Regions from separate parts of the Homo sapiens genome. Here region 1 is linked to region 2. Evidence: chromatin loops called from intact Hi-C (ENCODE). Cell type or tissue: heart left ventricle. All regions are shown on one strand. Region 1 overlaps GLB1L2 (galactosidase beta 1 like 2). Region 2 has its middle 130 kb from the start of LINC02706.

Evidence for each region. Hi-C counts contacts between places; a loop is a spot of excess contacts. Peaks named below come from ENCODE experiments on the same cell type or tissue, not always from the same donor. Only the 100,000 strongest peaks of a DNase experiment are listed, where the experiment ranks them.
Region 1: it touches region 2 in a loop (2.3-fold over the local background); 10 of 110 quality-filtered maps call a loop at or near these places.

Annotation. Positions count from the first base shown.
Region 1 is chr11:134,357,361-134,365,360 of GRCh38, forward strand. It overlaps GLB1L2 (galactosidase beta 1 like 2), which reads left to right. Exons shown (of 19, transcript NM_001370461.1): 7 at 1,700-1,781; 8 at 6,968-7,038. Among named protein-coding and RNA genes, the nearest start is that of GLB1L2, 29 kb to the left of the region's middle. RefSeq lists an enhancer at 1,357-1,880. In heart left ventricle, a CTCF peak has its summit at 3,071 (motif pointing right); a DNase peak (open chromatin) is centred at 3,091; H3K27me3 peaks cover 5,537 bases.
Region 2 is chr11:134,577,416-134,585,415 of GRCh38, forward strand. No RefSeq gene overlaps it. Among named protein-coding and RNA genes, the nearest start is that of LINC02706, 130 kb to the right of the region's middle. RefSeq lists enhancers at 6,570-7,215, 7,216-7,860, 7,861-8,000. In heart left ventricle, no CTCF peak of the experiment used is centred here; a DNase peak (open chromatin) is centred at 3,359; H3K27me3 peaks cover 6,049 bases.

The sequences.
Region 1 (8,000 bases), 220 kb before region 2:
CTCTTAGGAGGAAGCAAGGCCGTGTCCAGGAAGGGTGGCATTCCTCAAGCTGGAAAGGGGCAAGGTCCATTCTGATGGCCATGCCCAGCCACGGCCTGGAGTAGGGCACTCCTTCAGCTTCCTACAGAAAGATCCCATCCCAGCACAGGACTTGAAGCGTCTCCTGCGATACCCCATTCCCGCAGACTGTCTCTTGGCCCTGGGGCCTCTCAGCGGTTGTTGACTCAGTTACTCAGCTGCAGAGAAGGAGAGCCCCACGAGAGGAGAGTGCAGCTCCCTCAGGGACGTCCTGCTCCACTCATGCTTCCCTGGTGTCGGGGCGGAGGCGCCCATGTGTGACTCAGGTGGGCAAAGAGAAGCAGCAGCGTCCAGCCTCTGTGGTCCGGAAGCTCTTGGGAGAATTCACCAGCCTCTCTCTGAGGCTGCTGGGAGAGTGGTGTGAGAGAACAGGTGCCTGCTCCCAGCCTAGCTCTGCAGATCTCTGGTGCTCAGGCGGGAGCAATTATCCCCTCTGGGGTGGAGTCGGTAAATGAATGCCCAGGAAATGTTAAGTGTGTGTGTATGTGGTAGGGACCTAAGTAAATGCTTGCTAAATATCAGTGAATGATAGTGTGAGGTGGTAGATACAGGACTCTTGATTAATCCCACCTGGGCTCATGGATTGAACTCTGCAGCTCTCCTGTGCCTGAGACCAGAGCCCCCTCTGCTCTTTCCTTCCCCGCGTGTGGGACTGGACACGAGCCTTATTCGCCCAGCAGATGATCTCGCTGTCTATCCACTTCCAAAAGATTTCAGCGGAAATAAACAGTCTTGGCATAATATCTGCAGGGAAGATTACGAGAAGACACCTCTGTTGGGATTTTTGATCCAAAAGATCCTAGCACCTCAGCACAGAGCCTTTGGCTCTGGGTTCAGGCCCACGTTGCCATGGGCCCTGTAACCTGCGATGCTTGACTTCACGCCTCCGAGGCGCGTCTCTACTGTGAAGACAGCAACTGCAAGGCTCGCGTAGGACAGTCTGTGTATGAGCGGAGGGCCTGGCGTGGCAGTGACTGCTCTGCGGATGTCAGGGGACGCTCTGAGTGGTGATTGTCGTCACTGCCCCTCAAGCACAGCGTTTCTTCCACTTCACTCTCTGCTTTACAGCTGGGAGGATGCTTCCTGCTGTTCTGGGCATGGGCAGTGCACCGTGGGCACGTGACAGGGCATGGTGGGCCCTCCTGGGCCTTGCCATCCCCCAAACCCACACCGGCCAGCGTGGGGAAGGGACAGGCCTGTTGCTTGTGCTGTGAGAGAAGGGAAGGATGTAGGTGTCGTCCTGGAGGCCTGACCTACTCGCTGGAGCCCAGCAGACAGTGGCGGGTGACACGCGGCAGCAGGCTTCCCTGAGCTGGCCTCAGTGTAGACTCGCCTAGGCATGCTAGCTGGCCCACCGGGCACCTTCCAGATCCGGAGCAACCAGGGGCTGCCCTAGTTTGCCAGCCCTGCCCCTGCTGTGATGGGAATTCATGCTGATTGGAGCTGTGCTGAGCATGGCCGGTGCAGATGGCAGGAGACTTTTCTGTTTTTGGCAGAGAAATAAACGCTTTATTTGTCATCTCTCCTTCTAGCTCTTCAGGCTACCCAACTGCAGCTGTGTGTCACTGCAGAAGCTCTAAGGAGCCAGGGCAGACGAGGGCTTGTCTCATTTCCCCCACAGGCACTGGAGGACCGTGGCATTGTGGAACTGCTCCTGACTTCAGACAACAAGGATGGGCTGAGCAAGGGGATTGTCCAGGGAGGTAACTGCACTTGTGTTGGGCCGTGGGGGCTGGCGGCGGCCCTGGGCTGGCTGTGCACGCTCCCGCTGTGGGACTGCGACCCAAGTAGGAGTTTCTCTGGTGCCTGTTATTCTCCCGTGCATATGGCACTGGGCTGCAGACACCCTTGGGTTCCATGAGTGGGGAGGGTCTGTGTGAGAGATTGTGGTGCGTGGCTGGCTGGGTGGCTGTTCTCCTGCCCTGCTGGGCACTCGGGCTCCAAGGGCACTCTGCAGATGACTGCTTCACGTGCGGGCTTCCTGTTTTCAGAACATCGCAGCTCCGTTCTTCCCAGCTGCATGGGCCCCGAACCTGGTAGTGACTGTGAGCTCCTCTCCATTCCGCCTGGCACCTAAGCCATTGTTTGCTTTATCTCCCAGTGCTCCTGGAATCCCTACAGGCCTAAGCAGTTGCCTGCTAGCAGCACCCCTGGCCTGCATTGCTGCAGTAGCATTTTCACTGTTGACTCCATAATGTGTTCTCAGCATATCAGCCTCCGTGTGCCTCTGAAAATGTCGTCCAGATTACCCTATCCTGCTGAACGCCAGGCATCTCTGTCACACTCAGAGTGAAGCGCAGGTTCTGGGAATGACCTCGAAAGGCCTCTCCACTTGGCCTCCAGGACCTAGCTGAGCTCACCTCCTGCTCCTTCCCTTTGCTCACACCGTTTCACCCTCTTTACTGTTCCTCCAACATCCAGATCCCCAGCCTGGGGGGCTTTGCTCTTCTTCCAGAGAGCTACATGGCTGTTCTCCGAAGTTAGCGAGGCTTTCTGTAGCACCACACTTGAAATTGAACTTCTTCCTTCGTGGGGCTCACTCAATCCTTCTCCCTGCTTTCTTTTCGCCCTCTCACCTTCCAGGTAGTTTATTTATGTCATTCATCTGTTTCACCCAGCAGTACTCTTGGCGGGGCTTGGGCTTTGGCTGGTTCAGGCTGTGCTCAGGGGCCCAGGCGTGGTTTGTGGCCTTGGTGAGCATAGCGCCCTCCCATCGTTGCAGCGGGGCCCTTCCTGTGGCCTCCTGCACCCGTGCTTGTGTCTGCTCTGGCACATTCCACGCTTTCTTTTCTTTCTTTTGCATTTCCTTCCACAGACCGAGCTGCTGGAAGATCTCTCTATATCCCTGCAGCAGCGCCTAGCTGGCACCCAGGGAGTGAAGGTCCATGAATGGCGAGGAAAAGGCTTTTGTCCCCAGGCAGAGTCAGTCAAGGACCCAGACCTCGTGTCTCCGGCATGGGGAGGACCAGCAGTGATCCCCACGGCTTCCACGCGGTGGCGCCGTCTCCCCACGGCTGCTTCCAAGGCCTGCTCCGGGCTCCGCAGGGCTGTGGCTGTGTTGGGAGACTCCTGGTGCTGGAGCACGTTTTAGCGCTTGGCGGCCTCCCGGTTTCAGGCCTTGCAAGGAAGCCCGGGAGCCGCCACTGCTTTTCCCTGTGGCCCTCCCACCTCCAGGCACCCACCTGCGTGCCCCTGTTGCCACCTGCTGCCCGGAATAACTTCTTTTTTTTTTTTTTAATTAAAAAAATTAAATGGTCTAAAAGTGAAATAATCGAAAATGTTGGTAGAGAAATACAGTGTTGCCTACTCTTCGTTACATTCTCCAGAAATGACCATTTTCAACTCTTTGACTTTTTCTTTGGATATTTTCCTTCTTATTTCCAAATACTGTGAACATACAGCCCTGCATCGTTTGCTTTAAAAGTTCTGCCTATTGGCCGGGCAGTGGCTCAGGCCTGTCATCCCAGCGCTGTGGGAGGCCGAGGCGGGCGGATCATGAGGTCAGGAGATCGAGACCAGCCTGCCCAACATGGCGAAACCCTGTCTCTACTGAAAATACAAAAAATTAGCCGGGTGTGGTGGCGGGCACCTGTAGTCCCAGCTACTCGGGAGCTGAGGCAGGAGAATCCGTGAACCCGGGTGGCGGAGTTTGCAGTGAGCCGAGATTGCACCACTGCACTCCAGCCTGGACGACAGAGCAAGACTCCGTCTCAAAAAAAAAACAAAAAACAAAAAACATTATCCGAGCGTGGTGGCGGGTGCCTGTAATCCCAGCTACTTGGGAGGCTGAGGCAGGAGAATTGCTTGAATGTGAGAGGCAGAGGTTGCAGTGAGCCCCGATGGTACCCCTGCACTCTAGCCTGGGTGACAAGAGCAAAACTCCGTTAAAAAAAAAAATTCTGCCTATTGACTTCTTGTTCCAGTAGGTGATGAGTGTTCTTTCCTGCCAGCATGGCTGTTCAGCCCTGATAGGCGCCAGCGTGGGCCTCGCGGATGTGTATGACAACGGTTCACTGCAGGCACCTGCCACGTGGGTGATGCCCTGCACAGTATCTGTGAATTCTCAGGGTGCCAGCCGGCTCTGCAGTGTGCTTAGTTTTCAGTGTAATTATTCTGTTTGTTTTTCTTTTCATTTCAATTCTCTTTCCTCCCCTCAACTCCCCTGGTGCCGCTTTCTCTTTTAAACAAATGCTTTGCCAGAGATGTCGCAGATGCCTGTCGATGGTGTTCCTCAGGTCCTGTGCCTGTCCGGTTCTGCCTGGGTCTGATCCGGCTCGTGTGGAGGCCTCGCTCTCATTGTTCTGGCCTGCATGGTGGGGGGTCTGCTGCTTGGCTGCATCCCGCGTGGAATCCTGCTTCCTGGAGTTCCAGGAAACAGGATGTTTCTTGGTGCTCCGTGGCTTCCCGGCACCTGCTGTTGCTGCTTCGGCACAGGGGACTCCGGCTCCCGAGCGTTTCCTGGGTCTTCTTCCTCCTCGCCCCCGGCCAAGTTCCTCAGGGAGCCCGCCCTCCCCTTCTCGTGCTGCTGCGCATCCGGGGAGCGGCCCAGTTACGCTCACCATGGTGGGCCGTGCGGGTTGTGCGTGTCTTTCGTGGTGCTCCACCCTCTCGTCCTCGGGTCTTTCGGTCATCCTTGTGTTTGTGTATTGGGTGCTTCTGTAGATTGTCTACGTCTTTTCTGTTCTTTATCTCTGTGCCTTTCAGCTCTTCTTTCTGGGTGACTTCCTGAGCTTTTATCTTCCAGTCCTCCCGTCATTTCCTGGGTCACGTTTTTCTTGAATGTATTTCTCTTCTCATAGCATACTTTAGAAATGGATACTACCTTTCTTATTTCTCTCCGAGGGTAGTTTGCTTTTTACAAAAGCGCTGCCCGCGTTCCCTTCCCCGGCGCTGCCCGCGTTCCTTCCCCGGCGCTGCCCGCGTGTTTTTCTGCTGGCTGTTCCACTCCATCTCCTGCGCGAGGGGATGCTCTGGATCAGCCGCTACCCAGCAGCTTAGGAAAGAGGCTCTCGGCTGCCACTCGGAGCGCCGGGTGTGGGAGAGGCTGTTGACAGGAGTTCTTCCCCCTGGGATGACTGGGCCGTGGGGCTTTTTCAAGAAGGGACACTCACTTGTCGGAGTGTGGGGCTGTGTCTGCCACTGTTGAGTGTTTCTGGAGAAGTCCTGGGTTCTTGCCGCAGCTGTTCTGGGCCAGGCCGGCGGTGGACAGGAATGTGCTGTGGACACTGCCTTTCTTCCTCTTCCCGCCCTCCCCTCCACCTGCCACACACGCCCACTCCCGCAGCAGCTCGGGCCCAGGGTTCTCAGGCAGGATGGCCCCCGAGGAGGGGATGGGCCCAGGTGGGAATGAGGATGAAGGCTGAGGACAGGGCATCCTCCCATCTCATGGTGACCAGGTCCTGGGGCTGGGAGTGGGGTGAGGCCTTGGGCTGGAGCTGGAGCCGACTGTCACCCCTTCCGCACTCCTAGACCATTTACTGTCCCTGTGTCCTTCTCAGTGTTCCAGGATTTGCCAGTGTCTCTTCTTGTTGCTGTTCCTCATGGCCGTCTACCTGTCCACTCTCCGCTTGTATTTGTGAGACGTATCAGGAAGGACAGGACAGAGATGCTTGTGTTCACTTAGCCCTGTGCATCCTGCGGACTTTGAGTTCAGCCTGCTCAGTTTCAGACTGGCCTCCTGTCTTCAAAGGGCTTCTGGCTTGAGGGGAGGGGTCTGGGTGGAGGGTCCCACCCAGTGGGCTGCTGGAGGGCAGGGACAGGGCAGAGCTATGGTATGGTGTCAGGGAGACCCAGGTGTGCAGTCCCGCTCTGCCGCTACCTGAGGCCAATTATTGTGACCTAGAGGCAAGTTATTTCACTTCCCCGGAGCCCCAGCTGTCGCTTGCGTTCCTTCACTGGCAATCAGAGGCTTTCGTCCTGCAGCAGAGCATCAGGGTGGCCTGGCTTGCCAGGCTGGCTCAGCCTCTCTGGTGTGTGCCTAGGCTGTGCCTGTGAACTGACTGTTAGGCAGATAGCAGGCAGGTGAGGGGCCCCAGGATAAGGCTGTGCCACTGGGGTGGGCGTGGGCATGCCCGGGTGTCAGCCAAACAGAGCGCACCTTTCTTGAGCATATGTTTCACTGATAGAAAGCCACTGAAAATAGCATTTTAAATTTTAAACGGAACATGTTATGGGGTAGAATACAGAATTAGCCCTTATCAAGAAATCAGAGAGGAATCTTTGTTTACATCATTACCTTGGACCGGATGCTTGGGGTGCCAAGGAAGGATCAGGCTCTGGTTCGTACAAAAGAACAAGGAACAGAGTGCATGCTCGGCTTGTAGAAGTCACAGTTGATTGAGATCAGGTGCACAGCGAGTGACTGCCTCTCAGCTCTGTGCTGCTGTGGCGGAGTCTCCAAGACAACAAGATAAGTCTCCTGGCGTCCTGGCTGACTTATTTATTTATTTATTTTTGTGAGACACAGTCTCACTCTGTCACCCAGGCTAGGGTGCAATGGCACAATCTCAGTTCACTGCAACTTCTGCCTCTTGGGTTCAAGTGATCCTCCCACCTCAGCCTCCCAAGTAGTTGGGATTACAGGCATGCACCACCAACCCTGGCTAATTTTTTTGTGTATTTTAGTAGAGAGGGGGTTTCACCATGCTGGCCAGGCTGGTCTCGAACTCCTGGCCTCAAGTGATCCACCTGCCTTAGCCTCCCAAAGTGTTGGGGTTACAGGTGTGAGCCACCGCGCCTGACTGTGGCTGACTTCTAACTGGAGGTGGGAAACGGTGTCAGGGCCGCTTACTTTATTGTGCTGGTGGATTGAGAAGGGTCTGGGGTCACCTAGAAGGTCCCTGGCTTTGAGACAGTGCTTTGTCTCTCTCTCTCCTCTTCCCTTTAACAGTCTTGGCCACCATCAACTTGCAGTCAACACACGAGCTGCAGCTACTGACCACCTTTCTCTTCAACGTCCAGGTAAGTCCAGCCCCAGGGAAGCTGCGGCCCGCCCTGCTCAGCGGCCTATGGGAATTCTGAATGCCTGTCAGCGTGCTCAGCTTCCCCAGCGCAGGGAGCTGGACTCAGGGCTGATGGCCTCTGGCCCCCCGCCCATGCCACTGTGTGCCTGCAAGGCCCGCTGCCCAGAAACACCTCTGAGGGCTGCTGTGTAGGCTGATGCAGTGTGGACATCACCCACTGCCCTGAGAGAGGGGCCCTTTTGGTGCACTCCTAGAGGACTCGACTTTTGTGGCCTCAACTAGCTCCAGACTTGCTCCCAGGGATTGAGGGGGGAAGGAAAAACTTCCCTGTCCTATACTACACAGGCATCCGACCTTAACCTGTGAGGCCCCTGCAATCCTAGAAAGATTATTGTCATCAGCAAGGCAGAAAGCCTGGTCCACTCCAGGTGCGGAGAGAGGGAGGAGTTTCCAGATGTCCCTCAATATCTGTCAGACTGATGGGCATTTATGCCACCCTGTAGTTCTGACTGGCCTCTTTCTCGAGCTCGCGTGCCCCTCCGAAGCAGGTGGATGGACAGGGCCATGCTGCAGCCCTCTGCAGACCTGAGAGGCCCCAGCTGTCCCCTGGCTCACTGAGGGGCGTGGATGCTCCAGACTGCCCCCACGCTGCATCGTCACACTGGTCCTGGGCCTGGAGTGGAGTTGTGCTTGGATGGACAGGCATGGATGGCTGTGGAGACGCTGGGCTGCTTTCCATTCCGGCTGATGGCCTTTCAGAGCAGGGGCTGTGTCCTCAGGCACATCTGCGTGGAGCCACCACAGCCGTGTGGGGCCGTGTGTGTGTTTGATGTGGCTTCTCCTGGAGTTCAGCTGCCAGAGTAGGCGAGGAGGCTCCCAGGAGGAGGTGGGAGGGCTGGCCCCGCTCCCAGGCAGGCTCCTGTGACGCAGATCAGGCGCGATCCAGCTGGGTCTCTGCCT
Region 2 (8,000 bases):
TCCAGATACCTCCCCTTCTGGTGGTAAAATTGCCAACAGAAGGGGCGAAGCTGTAAAGGTATTAGGACAACTCCATTTAAACCAGGGTTTTTGACACAGTCTTTGGAGGATCTCATGTAGAACGCTCTCCAGGGCTAACTTCAGTGCAAAGCGTGGAGCTCTCTGCACTCCCCATGCATCCCCAAAGGTCCCCTTATTCCAGGATCCAAAAACTCCTTCTAAGCCTCAAAAACCCGCAGCAGGACCAGGCTCTGATTTCTTCTGGGACAAAGAACAGCCCCTACTGGGACTGCTCCAAGTATGGAGCTGAGAGAAGAGAAAGCTCGTTCTGGGACTGGAGTTGCATTTGCCGTAAAGGGGAAGGGGGCCTCTTGACAAGCGCGGGAACCAGCTACAATCCGTTGGTTTAACTGTTTTCCTTCATCTCGTGTGTTGATGCTTATTATTCGGTTTGTTATCTGATGGTTGTTTAATCTATATTTTGTAATTACTCCCCTTCTGTCTTTCTCTTGGATGGTCATGCTTTTTTGCTGTCGCATTGAGGCACTGACCTACATTTCCGCAGGCACGGAAGCCAATTATTTCAAGTGGTGTTTTGTGAGGCGACTCCCTGGCTGTGATTTGGGGGCCCTGTCCCTCTGGTTTGCAGCCCTCCCTGAACTTACTCCACTCACTGGGATCCCTGAAGCCTCAGAGGCCAAAGAAATAGGAAGGACTTGCCTAGCTGGCCGCTTGCTTCCTAGGGGGTGGGAGGGCAATGGTGGGGATGGGAGTAAGAGAATAAGCTTGGCAGGCAGGGGATGGGGGGTCTGGGGAGGGGCACGGCAGTGTGATGGTTTCAGGGCTCAATTCACAGCAGGCAGAGTCTGAGTGAGCAGTTGCAAGGCTGGCCATGTCTGCTTGAGCTGTGCATTGGAAGAATGGGGACCGTGTTCTCCAAGAGAGAACTGTGTATGTTCTAGTGCACTTACAGGCAGAGTGGAAAACCTATTTAAAATTGGGGCTTCTCAGAAAATCCAGGCCACGCTGTTGCTATTCTTAGGTAGCCCCTTGGGTTTCTGAAGGGAGCATAAAGGGAGAGAGAGCTCTGTGGCTGCACTGCAGGCCTGGCCTTGCCATTCCCATGCGGTACAGTCCGCCATCACTCAACCTTTCTGAACCGAAATTGGGATTTATCATGAGGATGTTAATGCCTCAGAGATTACTGTGAAGATCAAATGGATTATACTGCAACTAGCCCTTCACTCTCCTGGGCAACAACCTTAGTATCTGAACTTAGGAACTAAAAAGATTAACTAAAATGATATTTTTTTCACATCTTAAAAAAAAACTGCTCTCTTAGTACTTGCTATGTATAACTCAAGAACCAGCAGATCCAGATAATGCTGTCCTTGTTACCATAACCCTCACTCTGAAGCCAGGAGTCAAACGGAGCTGGAGTGCGCAGGGCCTTGTGTGTGAAAGTGCTTTGTGGACTCAAAGTGCTCACAAATATTGGTTTATGCATTCAGTCACAGAACACATGTTTGTTGAGCGCCTGCTGTACCACAAGCATCCTGGCGAGAGCTGGGAACACACGGTAAAGGAGATCCCAGGGTCCCTGCCGTGCCGCGCTCACGGGCACTGGGGAGAGACTGACAGGTAAAGCCAGGCAGTGCGGCCACCGCTCCCAGAGGATGCGTCCAGCCTTTCTGCACCCCTGGGGGCGCCTGTGCTGAAGAGATGGTGAGTAGGCAAAGTCAGGGCATGGGAAGGTCTCTAGGCACACAGATTCATTCATTCATTTGTTCACTCATTCATTCATTCATCCAAAAACTATTTGCTGAAACCTGCTGTTCCCGGTGCTGCAGGTAGGGAGGGTGTGGTAGGAGAGGGAACTGCGTTTGCCCCATGGAGCTTGCTTTCTGGCTGGAGGTATGTACTTGTTCAGGTAATGCGAGGTGCTGTAACAGATAAAGCCCCAAATCCCAGTGGCAGAATGCTACATAAATTCATTTTGTATTCATGTAAAATTCAGAGCGTGTTCACGGAGCTCATCTGCATGAAGACGGCAGAAAGGGGAAGGGAGCCTGGAGGATTGTGTGTGTCTCCTGTGTCACCCTTTGCAGGGGCCTCTGTGGGTGTCTCTCTGTGTGACGGTGTGACTGCCCCTAGGACACTACAGCCACCTGCTGGTGCTGATCTGGGAGGCCAGGCCTGCAGGCACCCTGCACAGATGCAGTGGAGCTGTGCGGGGCATGTGCTCCCAGGAGTAGGGCCAGAGGTGAGGGTTTGGGGAGGTGCGGACCTTTATTGAGTTTGACAGGCAATGCCTTCCTCAGGAATCTGTATCCATCGCATCCCAAGGTCCTGACAGGGTGGAGGCTGCCTATTTGTCATTTTGGGCTCCCCTTGTCCTGGGAAATCCCTGTACAGTAAGAACACAGCCACTTGGGGCAGTGAACTGGTGGGGTATGTGGAGAGGGGAAGAGGGACAATGGGGCTGGCTGCCCCTCCCGCCACCCTTCCCCACAGTGGCAGCTCAATGCCACGCACCCCAGCCTGGCTGTCTCTTCATATTCCGTGCTATGCAGAGACCATTGTGAGGCTCACTAAACTCACCCATTCTGAAAGTAAATGAGATAAATAACCCTTGATAGGGCAGTGGTGGCAGCACACTGCATCAAATCTGGCGGCTCTGTCATTCGCAGAGCTGGAGGAGACTGCAGTCCCAGGTAGAGGAATCCAGCAAAGAGTGTTCCCGTGCTGACTCATAGGGCGCTGTATCTGAGCCTTAATGACGGCAGATCAATGGTCTAGAAAGTACAATCCTTTTCCTAGTAACCAGACAGGCACACATTCTCTCCAGACTCCAGAAGGGAAGCACCAACAATTTTCAATTAGTATTTTACATCCCGCTACTTTGTAATTACAAACAATTAGATCAGAACACAGCACAGGTGACACACACGCAGCCGCGCCTGCAAGGGAAGTGGCTCTGGCAGGGCTCGGTGCCAGCACCCTCCCTGCAGATGGAATCTCTCTCCTGGAGCAGAGGTCTGTGGGTGGGGAGCTCTGAGGGGTGAGCCCTGTGGAAGGTGCCTCATGCAGGTCCAGGGTGGCAGGTTCAGAGGGGGCTCAGTTACTGCTGAGGCCTGCGGGTTGCTGTGGGAGGGGCCACCACCCCCTCCCCCTGCCACACAGCCGCACCCAACTGTGTGCCTGAAGACTGGAGCCCCAGCCCTGTCTCTGTCCTGGTCAATAAGGCGCCCTCTTCTCAGCCTGAGTGCCCGCCTCCAGCCTCAGAGTGGGCATGAGTATTCCTCTTTTCTGTCTCCAGGGGCTCCTGGGGGCATCGGGGCGAGCCATGGGGGTGGCAGCCTGGTGTGCATCCAAGTTGGTGCTTCTCAAGGGTGAGCTCCTCAGGCCACCTGCGCTAGCTGGTTGGGTACTTGTTACACCTGCCAGTCCCTGGGCCTGGCCCCAGACACACTGGGTCTGAATCTCTGCAGGTGCGGCCTGAGACTCCACAGACCAAGTTCCCGGGGTGGATCTTTCACACACGATGGGCAGAATGACAGCCTACGGAACCCCACTAATCCCAAGAACCTATGAATATGCACCTTAGGTAGCAAAAGGGGCTTTGCAGATGGGATTATGGTTACGGATGGGGATTACCATGGATTATCTGGGTAAACCCAATCTAATCACATAAGTCCTTAAAATAAGAGAATCCTTACCAGCTGTATTCAGAGGCAATGGGGAAGGTGTTTTGAATGACACTCTATCAATTTAGCTGGTAACTACTGTCCCAGTTGCTGAGAGGCTTGGACGAAAGAGCACCAGCAGGGAGTCCATGTCCATGGGGCTTCTGGGACCTCGCCAGTCCTCAGAGGTTGGACCGTGGGCATGGTGTCAATGACACAACCCTAATGTGAAGATTTAGGAGTTTTTGGCACTTACAGATCTGAGGGAGTACATGGTACATGGAAATCAGGGGCGCAGGCGGAGAGAGAAAAGAGACCTCTTGGCCAACGCCTTTATTGGGCCCCGTGTGTTATCCAAACAGTGCGTTATCCAAACAGTGCATTATCCAAACAGGTTTCCTGTGGGAGCTTTAATCGGTGGGTTCAGAGCAAGCAGGCACAAGTTCCAGGAGGTCATACTGTGAATGAGAAGTGGTCCCTTTAAGTTCAATGGCAAATGTCTGAATGGTCCTTTTAAAGAAGTGTGGGAAAGCAAGAGTCCAGCATGGCAGGCAGGAGAGATGCCTCTACATTTTATCTCTGGCCCCTGGCTGAAGCCATTGGGTGGGGTATAGTATTGGGAACTGTGTCAAGGGTGACAGAGCCCTGCTTCTTGTATGAGAAAGTTAAACTTACTATTTTTTTTTTTTTTGAGATGGAGTCTCACTCTGTTACCCAGACTGGAGTGTAGTGGCCCATCTCGGCTCACTGCAACCTCCACCTCCCAGGTCCAAGTGATTCTCCTGCCTCAGCCTCATGAGTAGCTGGGACTACAGGCACGTACCACCACACCTGGCTATTTTTAAATTTTTTATTTTGCCGTGTTGGCCAGGCTTGTCTCAAACTCGAGACCTCAGGTGATCTGCCCACCTCGGCCTCCCAAAGTGCTGGGATTACAGGTATAAGCCACCGTGCCTGGCCTAAACTTACCATATAAACATGGATGCGAAGTCAGCATACAGTTGCAAGCACTCACTATAGAAGGGTCAGAGATACAACATGAGAAGGACCCCCTGACCTTGCTGGCTTTGAGGATGGAGGAAGGGGCCAGGGTCTAAGGATGGAGGGTGGCCTCTAGAAGCTGGGGAAGGCAAGCAGAGTGGGCTCTCCCTTAGCATCTCCAGAAAGAGATGCAGAGACCTGTGGTGTGCACGCACCTGAGACCCATGCTGTGCTGGACTCCTGATCTGCTGGACTGCAGACAGGGAGTTTGCAGTAGTAAGCCACTACACCATGTGACTTGCTGCGAAAGCAGCAACGGGAACCAGACACACACACTGGGTTCCTCCTGCCCTCCCCCCTGCCAAGGGTACATTTTACATTTTTAAAATTAATTAATTTATCTTAATAGACTTTACTTTTCGAGCAGTTTTAGGTTCACAGAAATACTGAGTGGAAGGTACAGAGAGTTTCCGGATACCCTCTGCCCCAGTACATGCACAGCCTCCCCCAGCAGCAACATCCTCACCACAGTGGAACATTTCTTACAAGTGAGGAGTCTTCACTGACATCATCATCACCCAAGGCCCATGGCTGACATCAGAGCACACTCTTGGTGCTGCGCATTCTTTCAGTTTGGTGGAAGGTATAATGGCACGGATCCACTGTTACAGTCTCATGAGGGACTTTAAGAACCACAGTTTCTAGATAAACTAACATGAGGGTCACACCTGAGGTCTGGACACCCTGAAAACAGCCCCATGTGACTGAGGGACAACAGTCCTCATTTCCTTCTTCCCTGAGCAGACACAGCATCCAAGCCAGTGAGCACTCACAGCCCTGTTGACTTAATGAGGGTCATGTTATCTGTTTCCTTCGTGGGCAGGCCAAAGGTCCTAAAGGGTATGAGCACTGTGTAGGTTATCTTTGAACCCATTTGATTGTTCACTTGCTCATTCATTCATCAAGAGTGACTGAGCAGAGGCCAGGCATGGTGGCTCATGCCTGTAATCCCAGCACTTTGGGAGGCTAAGGTGGGGTGGATCACCTGAGGTCAGGAGTTTAAGACCAGCCTGGCCGACATGGTGAAACCCCGTCTCTGTTAAAAATACAAAAATTAGCCAGATGTGGTGGCTGGCACCTGTAATCCCAGCTACTAGGGAGGGCGAGGCATGAGAATTGCTTGAACCTGCGAGGTGGAGGTTGCAGTGAGCAAAGATCGCACAACTGCACTCCAACCTGGGTGACAGAATGAGACTCCATCTCAAAAAAAAAAAAAAAAAAAAAAAAAGAGTTACTGAGCAGAGCCTGTGAGTGGAATAGACTGGGCTTTGTGTGGGGGCGAGATGGGAACATGAGAAGGTGAGGTTGGAGCACACAGAGGTAGAGATGACATCTCTGAAATGAAGGCATTCACGTTCAAAGAACGGACCTGGAAGCTGGAGAAATATGTTGTACGGAGCTAGATGTAATCAAGTGACTATGTGGTAGCCTGCAGGAAGTTCAAGGGGGAAGTGGTGAGCTCTCTAGATACAGTAGGGTTTTCTAAGAATAGAAAATGTCAGGGTGGACAGCCAGCAAGGGCAGAGGGAACAGAGGTGCCCAGGCACAGAGGAGGCTGAATCTGTTGTCACTTACCTGCTTTCTTAAAGTTGTCTCTCCGTCACCCACAATGTGCTGAAAACATCTGACTTCACTTTTTCAGCTGCTTTTCTGGCTAGGTCATGGGAGGATGCCCCATCCTGAGCCAAAGGTTGCTGCAAGAAAGTCAGATGGGACTTTTGGAAAAGGTTTTCTTCTGAATAAGACAGCTGGAAGAAAACACTGCTCTTCTCACTCTTGGACGTGGCCATGTCTACATTCTGAGCTGGCAGTGGCTTCAGCAAACATGCAGGGAGAGGGCTGCAGTCTCTGAGGGCAGCAGGGCAGAAAGCCTGCGTGCAGCCCCCGATGCAACCACTCAGTGGCTGCATGAACCCGAGCACTGGCCTGCATCCGAGCGTCTAGTTGGAATCTGAAATAGTGATTGTGCCCATAGATTGTGTCCCCATTATGGGGATTTCCCGTGACCTGCAGCCCAGCAGGTGGAAAGATGACAACGTGAGGCAGGCTGGTGACGAGCCTCTGCAGTCAACACTGGAATTGCATGTGGTCACTCGACATCACAGGGGGTGTGTTGGGCGACACCCTCTGAAGCTGCCGCCCTCTTCGAAGGCCTCTTGACACCTCAGATCCCACCGATGCCCTATTTCATGTGTCAGTTTTCATCGACAATCCCTGTGTGTGGTGTTTGAGTCTGAAATAAGTGCTGCTCCTGCCTCAACCCCACCCCCCTGCTGCCTCCCCACACATGGGAGAGAAGCCAGCAGCTCCAGCTCCTGGCCAGGGAGCTGCCAGGGGCAGCCAGGGGCAGGCCTTCTGTGAGGGCTCGGGAGACACACACTCATTCCTGTTATCTGTTTATGAATTGAGGAAGAATTAATTTGCTGATTGAGCAAGCAATCTCTCTCTCTCTTTCTAGGACATTAGTTGACCTTTATTCGTGTCTTCAGTTCCCTGAAATAATTAAGAACCAGAGCAACAGATGATTTGCGGTTCGATCTTGATGGCCACTGCTTTGAAATGTGGTTTTTGGAAAGTCTGAAGTTTGGCTGTAGAGCAATTTTAACCCTGGGTCACAGCGCCGAGGCACATCAGGGCCAGGCCTCTGCACCTGCCGGCCCTCTCGCCGCTCTGCAGCTCACGTGGTACAGCTTTCTTAGGGGATTCCTGATGCTCTGTGAGGCTGAACCAGCAGGCAGGGCTGAGGATGAAAGGGCTCCCCCTCCTCCCCGGCACGGCTGCACCCACAGCCATCCAGCATGATGGGAGGTGACACTGTCCCTGGGCCGAGAGTCCTTCCTTCTCCATTTCCTACTTGGTTTCTTACCAGGACCTTGGCAATGTCCCGTGAACAATGGTTCTTTGTCCCTGGCTGAGTTCAACCATTCAGTAAAGCAATCCTCTCATCTGAGCCTCCAGAATTCCTTCACTATTGCTGTCAATTTTTCTTTCTTTCTTGGATATTTTTGTTTACCTTTCATTGTTTACTAAACAAAACGTTCCTCTATAGCTGGTGGCCCACACCCTGCGGGAGCTATTTCTGCCCAGCCCCCAACTTCTGCATTCCGACCTCAGCATTACCCCAGCAGTGGTGGCTGTTGACTTGGTCACAAGGCCTGGCCATAGCTCCGCTTGTGGTCTGGCCTGGGGAAGCCCATGGAACTGTGTTTCTCTGCCTTCCTGGAGACCTTGGCATGTTTTATCTGTGTGACCTTGACAAAGCTGACTCCATGG